Linked DNA regions of Homo sapiens: region 2 is linked to region 1. The links are chromatin contacts, found by Hi-C or POLR2A ChIA-PET in ENCODE. All regions are on one chromosome and are shown on one strand. Each heading gives the region's core, a stretch centred on a gene start or an enhancer-like site at or near the end of the contact. The rest is flanking DNA. Distances are from core to core; before and after follow the strand shown. Region 1 holds the start of DNAH11 (dynein axonemal heavy chain 11). Region 2 has its middle 140 kb from the start of CDCA7L.

What was found. A loop is a pair of places that touch in the nucleus more often than their neighbours do. ChIA-PET counts read pairs that join two places held with the same protein, here RNA polymerase II (POLR2A). Pooled maps may share reads with other maps.
Region 2: a map of A673 shows a loop between it and region 1 (2.8-fold over the local background). The contact joins the enhancer-like site here to the promoter of DNAH11 in region 1. A Hi-C loop is called at or near these places in 1 of 168 maps with a recorded cell type or tissue (A673) and 5 of 50 pooled maps. POLR2A ChIA-PET finds 5 or more read pairs at or near these places in 1 of 52 experiments (WTC11).

The regions. Positions count from the first base shown.
Region 1 is chr7:21,541,397-21,545,189 of GRCh38, reverse strand. DNAH11 (dynein axonemal heavy chain 11) reads right to left here and starts at 2,151. Exons shown (of 82, transcript NM_001277115.2): 1 at 1,594-2,151; 2 at 41-184. The coding sequence starts at 1,944. RefSeq lists a silencer at 2,230-2,279 and an enhancer at 2,328-2,829.
Region 2 is chr7:22,080,904-22,084,696 of GRCh38, reverse strand. No RefSeq gene overlaps it. Among named protein-coding and RNA genes, the nearest start is that of CDCA7L, 140 kb to the right of the region's middle. RefSeq lists cis regulatory regions at 893, 2,894 and enhancers at 821-965, 2,822-2,966. Within about 2 kb of position 1,661, at least 32 of the 41 ENCODE cell types and tissues checked have a DNase peak (open chromatin) inside an H3K27ac peak, as active enhancers do.

The DNA of each region.
Region 1 (3,793 bases), core at 902-3,401:
AGATAAGTGAAAGCTTTAAATATTAAAGACAGACCAGTACCTCATCAAGGAAAGCAGATACATGTCCAAGAGACAACGCAGGTAACTCTCCAAATAAAACCACTTGAGAAAAGTCATTTACTCCAATGCTTTCAGTAATCTTCTTGGAAATAAAAACAAGTTTATGGTTTGCATCTCTTGGAATCTAAAACAAGAGCAAGATAATTAGTTCAAGTAGTTTTCTTGTTAACAAGCAGGATTTACTATATCCAACTTGTAGCTGTATTGCTAGCAGAAGAAACAAAACCTGGCATCTTGCCTGCCCTATAAACAAGGTCCTTCTACGGCTCTTCCCTAGTATGCAGCGAGTATACAGTTTTCTTTGTTCTTTTATAATGCTAATTTCACAGCATTACTGGTGTGGAAATATCACCTTTTAAAGGCATGCCAATTATACCAGTTCATTATACACCAAAAAAAAAATCTTATAACTAAAAACAAATAAGGAGCACGTAGGCATGTAGAAATGTTTCAATCCTAAAGGGTTATTTTTTATACTCTTCTCTGGTTTGGAAATAAGCCAAACTGAGATAAAGACAAGCCCAAGAGGTTAATTTGTATTTCTATCAAAGAATAGAACCGTATAACCAAAACATGCTAACATTTCCACAACTACTGAGTCATTCCATTGAACATTATAATAACTATTTAACTTAGGTAATACTAGAGTTGTGTTCTATCGCCTTGTCTACTGACAAACTTATTTTTTTTAAAGTTACAATTAGGAGAGTCCTAAAACAAAAGAATTCAAAATTCACAATACCATAAGGCAGCCTTCCTATTACTCTTTCTTCTCTGAGATCCTATTTCCCAACTATTACAATGACCACACCTAGTGATAAAACGACATAACATGTTAAACTGAGCATTGCGCTACTTAAAAATTGTGAATCTTGCTCCAAACTCATCATACTTGAAAAATACTAAATACAAGTGCTGTACGTTAGGTGATACGTTAACCTTTTAGTGGACAAATCATCGAAATTCAAAAAGAAAAGGAAGAAAAAGAAGAAAGGAGGGAACTGTTCCCTCTAAATGTTCAGTAAACACCCATGTGTGCGGAGATTGCAGGGGCCTTCCTTTTTAAGGACTTAATGTTTTTGCCTGGGGTGAAGTGTTGTTGGCACGTAATCAAAATACGTGACGAGTTACATGCGCTCTGCCAAACACCCCATTTTTTAAAGGATGTGACTCCAGAGTGACCCAAGAGCAACTGAAACGCAAGTTTTTTGGCACAGAAAGCCCACCTGGCGCCTAACACCCAAGCAGCTAAAGAAAGCGCTGGTGTTCTTGGGTTATCCTGGTCGAACAGGCTCAACGCGGGATTCTCGGTCAGATACAAACTGCTGACTTAGGAAACTAACCTGCAGCTGCTGAACTGCAGAGTGGGTGCACGTGGGGAGGAGTCCTGCGGGCCTCAGGATGGGGACTTCAAGCCAAGTTTGTTAAAGTGCCCGAGTGAGCGCCCCGCGGGAATCCAAAGGGGAGCGACTGGGCTGTCTCCCCTGGGTAGTTTTGTTGGATGGGCAGGTCCCCTTGCCCGTCGCCTCTTACCTCCTGGGAAGCCGCAAGGCGCCCCGAGGCGGCGAAGCTAAACACAAGGCAAGCCGGGCTGGTGCTTTCCAGAAACTCCCCAAGAACCTGCCGGTTGTCCTCGCTTTCCAAATACTGGCTCCATTTCTCCTCCGTGAACCCCAGCATCATCGCCAGGCGGCCGCCGAGGAAGCGCACCCGCGCGTCTTGGGCGAAACTCCGCGCTCTCCTGGCCGCCGCCTCCTCCTCGTTCTCCTCCTCCTCCTCGAGCTCCACAGCGCCCACTGCCTCCAGGCCGGCCCCCGAGGTTAGGCGAAGGGTCGGGGCTTCTCTGAAGTCTCGCGCCTCCCGGGCTGCCACCTGGGCTGCCATTGGGCAACCGTCCGAGGGAACGCGAGGCCGGCTGGCTCCTCACCCGAGACTCTGGGCCCCCCGAAGTGAGCGAGGACACCTCCGCAGGCGCCCACCCTCCTCCGCGGTCGCCGCGAGCGCAGACCCTAGTCTCCCACCTGCTGCTACTTAGCAGCCGCGCCACTGCGCACAGCTGTAGCCTCGCAGGCCGAAGCGAAGGCCTGGGACAAGCAGCGCGTCCCGTTTCCCGGGGGACGGTGTCCCCGCCCCAGCCCGCTGGGGGCGGAGTGAGCGCACCGCGCCACCGCCCAGTATACGCCAAGGCCAAGGCCGAGGGGAGAGGCCCTCGGGCTCTAGGTCCCGAACACGGCCGAGAAGCCGCGTGTCCGGGGTGGGTCTGAGCCCCCAGTGCGCTCGCTCCACTGCCCTCCGGCTCCTTCGCCTACTGGACACTTGGTGGAGATCCCAGCATTGGTTAAGTGCTCTGGATGAAGCAATGCTCTCTTGTGCCAAGGTCCGTGCTAATCTCTTACCTTGACTAGTTGACATAATCCGTAGAAAGCCAAGTCTCTGACTGGTCAGTCTTTGTTTTATGGGCAAGGAACTAAGTTACAAAAATAAGTAACAGAGAAGTTTCGGGGCCCAAGTTGAAGGCTGTTATTCACCTTTCCCAAGGTGTCCAAATATTACCAGAAGAGAGCCAGTCCTGCAATTCAACTTTCCTAGTTGTGGGAATCCAAGATCTAAGTATTCGAAGTCCTCCTGATTGCCATCCTCAACCTGAAACTTACTGGAACTTCAGTACACCCAGTAAGAGAACGCACAGTGCCCTTTCGTGATCTCCAAAATGTTCCGAAAATCTATAGATTTATCATTTAATTCAAGAGTAAAAAGGTCAAAGAGAAAAAGCTTCAGATTAAAAACAGTTTCATGATACTGAAATAGGATTTCACTGCGGTCCATTAGTGGCTTTCGTTGAGACTCTTATGGAAATTCTAATTATTAAAGCAACCAGAATTTTGAGGAGGAGTCCTCAACTAAACTTTTAAGTCTCCTTTGTTAATTGTTTATTTCAAACTAAAGTCTTCAATCCCCACCCCTTCCATGGGGGCTACTGAAGGACTGTTGCCCACAATAATCCATTTAATACCTGAATGTTGACAGACATTTCCAGAAGATGAGGCTTCAACAATTTTTTTCTTTGCAGGATATTAACTGCCCCTGAAAACCATCGACAAGTTTCCAGTTATGTGATCAGAATCTTGAAATAACACAGGGCCTTGGAAAACTTTGATAATGACTTCTAACCTGTCAAGGCTGCTTTATATTGTCCATAATAATCTTTGGGGCTCCCAGTTGCTGGTATACAAGGCTGGCAATCACCAGTTCCTTCTCTCCCCTCTTATATTCCAGCTTCACATCCCTGTAACCTAGAAAACCGGGAATTCTGTAAATAATAGTTGAATTAAATTGAAAGTGAATAACCACTTTCAAATCTAGCAGGAAAATTTTTTAAATGATGCTAACTTTAAAGTGCAATTTCCAAAAAGTTAACTATGTAACTCGAAATATAAGATGAAGATATGTCAAAGATTGATTTAACTCATAAATGAGGAAAGCAACAAAATGATGTAAGTTCCAAGGACAGTTCGAGAAAGAAATTTAGCAGCATTGGAGGAAGACAGGATGAGTCAGCTTGCTAGGTTCAAAACAACACTCACTAATGTCATACAGGGCAAAATAATCCTTTGTTTTTTAAAAAATAATTTGTTTTTCCAAAATAAATTACATCTGTATTGAACAAAAATCTGTAAATAAAAACGTAACTTCAGAGTTTGAGACTTCGATCAGTAGTAGTTAATGAGTCCAA
Region 2 (3,793 bases), core at 412-2,911, 540 kb before region 1:
TTTGAGCAGATCTTCTGGCCCATTCCAGAAGATTTGGATTTGGTAAATCCAAACAGGGCCCAGGAATCTGCATTGTAAACAAGCAAACCCAGTGATTCTCAGAGGATCAGTGGCCACCCTTTGAGAAAGAATGTATTTCCTGCTTCCCTGAAGACCGATGAGGTCCTCAGCTTTGATGGCACATTGGAACCACCCGGGAAAATTTCAGAAATTTGAAGCTGAACTGATGTCTGGGATTAACCCCGAAAGATTCTAATTTCAGGTAGTGTGGGGAGGGGGTGACCTGAGCCACTGGGTTTAAAGAAAATCTCATCAGGGTGACTCTAACATGTAGACAAATTTGAGAACCACCAGCACTGCTCAAAGTAATAAGCTACCAGAGGCTGGTGACCATATGCAAGATTCCGCAGCACTTAGGTAGCAGAGCCTGGGGGCCCCAGGAGTTCTAGTTCTTCCCCAGCACTCGATCAGAAAGGGTCCCCGTCATGACTAAGACCTTTTTCCAGCCCCAAAACCTGTACATTTTCCCAGACAACTCATCAAAATTAGCATACACTCATTCACTTATTCATTTATTCATGGACAAAATGGCCATGTGGAGGCCGGATGAACTGTGAGGGCACTGGGCCAGGTTGCCTGAATCTGACCCCAGCTTCGGCACTTGCTGGGAATGTGACACCGTGCACGTTCATTATGGGGTGCCTGGCTCTCCTTATTGGAAAACCTTACCTCCTAGGCTTCTTGTGAGGAATAAGTGAGTCACTGAAGATGGAGATCTTATAACATAGTAAGCTCTAAATTAGTGTGTTTTATAATCAATCATCGAAGAAATCTCTATCCAGCAGCTACCATGTGTCAGGCACGGGGTACAACGGAATAAAACACAAGGTCCCTTATCTAATTGAGCTGACAATCAGGAGAAGAAAGTGAAAATATATCATGTGAGGGTAATAAGTTACTGCGTTTCTCTCTCTGAACCCCTCAAATGCCCAGGGGCACGATAAGTGAGGGCAGCTGGACATCCTGTCCTGTGGGGTATCGCGGATGAGGGGTGTCGGTGAGGGAAGTGTGGCGGGTCAGGACGCCCGTTCACCAGTTCGCTGCTTTACTACCCGCCGCCTTCAAGCTGTCGGGTTAAACCTTTCCAAGAAGGCTCCCTTGAGCTCTCTCTCTCTCTTCCTCTTCCCCTTTGCTCCTTCCTTCTCTCCCTCCCGCAACTGCTCCCGGGGATATGTCCCACTGTCGCTAGTGTTTCAGTTTCTCCTGCAGGATTTCCGTATGGGGGTGGGGTGGGCTGGGCTGCAGCGGGGCGGGGCGTAGGAGCACACATCATGGGGCTGCAGCGGTGGCAGGAGCTCCGTCCGCAGGGCCTGTCTGACGGAGAATGGAGCGGATTGAAGGTCGCATCTTTTCTCTTCGAACTCTGAAGGCATCTCCCAGCCGGCACTGGGGGCGCTGGCCCCTTGATTTCCTAAAAGACAACCAGTCCCCCTGCGAGACCTCGCTGGCCATTCCCGCAGCCTCCCCTCTGGCAGCGCACGGTGGTCACGGGCGGGGGGTGGGGGCCGGAGAATGGCCCCAGGCCACTCCCCCCGCCGCGCTGGGTTGCTGTGCAGCGCGGTTCCGCGGGGCCTCGGCAGGTGTCGCTGTGGTCTGGGGAGTGAGCGTCTGCGAGTCCCCGGGAGGCTGGGCGCCGCCTGACGCGGTGTTGGGGGACCGGAGTGCTGAAGAGCAAACCGAGCCTTAGGCAACCGCAGTTCCCAGACAGAGACTGTTCCTGTTGCGGTGGAGGCAGGGGGCCTTTTGGTGAAGCAGGGAGAAACCTGGATTTGACTCTTCCCGGTCCGGTGGGATCCCAGGTGCCGCTGCTCCCTCGACCTACTTGGAGCTGGCAGGTGGATGGTTCTCGAAAGGCAGTGTGATCCCAGGGATGCAGATCCTGCGTCTCCACCCTGGAGTTTCTGATTAGGAACTAGTGGGTCGAGGCCCAGGAATTTGCAGCTTTAGCGCCTCTTCTGTCACAACGGGTGCAGTTCTTGCTTAGAAAAACACTAAATCAGAAAATCAATCAGATTAAGTCAATTTGCTGGAGGTTTTCCCAAACATCTGTGTTCTAGTTCAAAATATGTTTCATCGGGTAATTAGGAAATTACATTCGTAATTTTACCTCTGAGAAGGGCAGAAAGTGGCCATTCTCACTCCTGATCCTATAGCTCACTCCCCCTCATCTCAGCAGCGTCTGCTGTCCACTCATTCAGGCCTCCACTCAAATGTCATTTCCGGATAATCTTTTCTGATCACACTACCCAAGAAAAGCGCTCCCTCTCCACAATTCCCACCATCTTATATTATTGTTATGTATAACACTCATCAATATCTAAAAATGTTGTCACCCATTGTCCTTTTAAGTTCTTCCCTCTAATAAGGACTTTTTGGTCACATTTAGGTTTTCTAAAAAATGAAAATAATCACCTCTAATAACGAAACAATGACCGTGTTGCAATTGAAAGGCAAGTCCTATAGTCAAAATTTCAGTGTTGACTTTAAATTGAGGCACATCTTCCTCGCCTTGATCTTGAGTCTTGGGGGTGGGGTTTAGACAGGGAAGGGGTCCCGGTAGCTTCTCCTCTCCTTCTGTCCTTGGCCCTGTCCTCCTCCTTTCCCTTCTTGCTTTCCCAGGTTTCTGACTTTTCCAGAAGGCAGCCCAGGGTGGGAGCACTGGTGACAAAGCTGGAAAGTTCTGCCCTTCAGTGGTGACCCCACACTAGCACTTGCTGGTTGTGGTTACCTGCAAGAACTCCGATAACAAAAAAGTATTATGGTGCTGCAAAAGTAATTGCTGTTTTGGCCTTTAAAAGTAATGGGCAAATCGCAAATACTTTTGCATCAACGTAATACTAAAGATCTGCCACATGCAGCAAGTGCCAGTGTTGGGTCACGGGAGTACATACTCTTCCCTGTGTAGTCCTTTCACGGGGAGTGTGAACTCTCAGGGGGAAAGGCTTGGGGAACTGAGTCCTTCCTTACCTCCCTCAGCCCCTAGAAATGTAGTCATCCTCCAGCCAAGACCACTCCAGTTACTCCTGGCTATCTTCCCAGACAGGACCCAAGGTGACCCTACAAAAATTCTTCCTCTCCTGTGTTCCCTCCCCACTCTGGTTCACAGAAAATATTCATGCAATCTTGTCCAGGCTGGGTTTGCAGACCAGCCCCCGAGTCGCCCATCCCTTGGATTTATCACTGTGGGCCAGTGTGTTGTGTCCCCTAAGCACAGGACATCCAGAGTAAGCCCTTAGAGTAATCTTACTGAAGCTTCTTTAAGTGTCTGGGCTTTCCCTGGTGGGAGGTAGAGGAGGTAGGAGCCACAGCACAGTTGCAGCTTCTTCTGAAGAAATCTGCCTACTCTCAACCTCAGAACCATTTTATACTGTGGATACGTATATTAGGCAGTAATCAGGATAAATTATGTTTTAATATGTTGTTTTTTTAAAAAAAATCCATATTAATGCAAAAAAATTATAAGCAAAATATCAAAATTATAAATAAAGACAATATCAGTACTCCGGGTTTTAGAGGCACACAAGCAAGTGGGCTTTCTTTCCTCTCCTTTTTCCACGACTCCTTCCCACTTGGGATGTATTTTCTACTGTCTTGGAGCCTTTGCCAAAACTTCCATATAAAGACCATGAGGGCAGGGACTTTGCCGTGAAAATTGCTAAATCTTCAGTGTTGGCATTTGGCAAATATCTGGGAATGAATATATGAGTTATGGTTTCTGATTCTTGGATGTTCT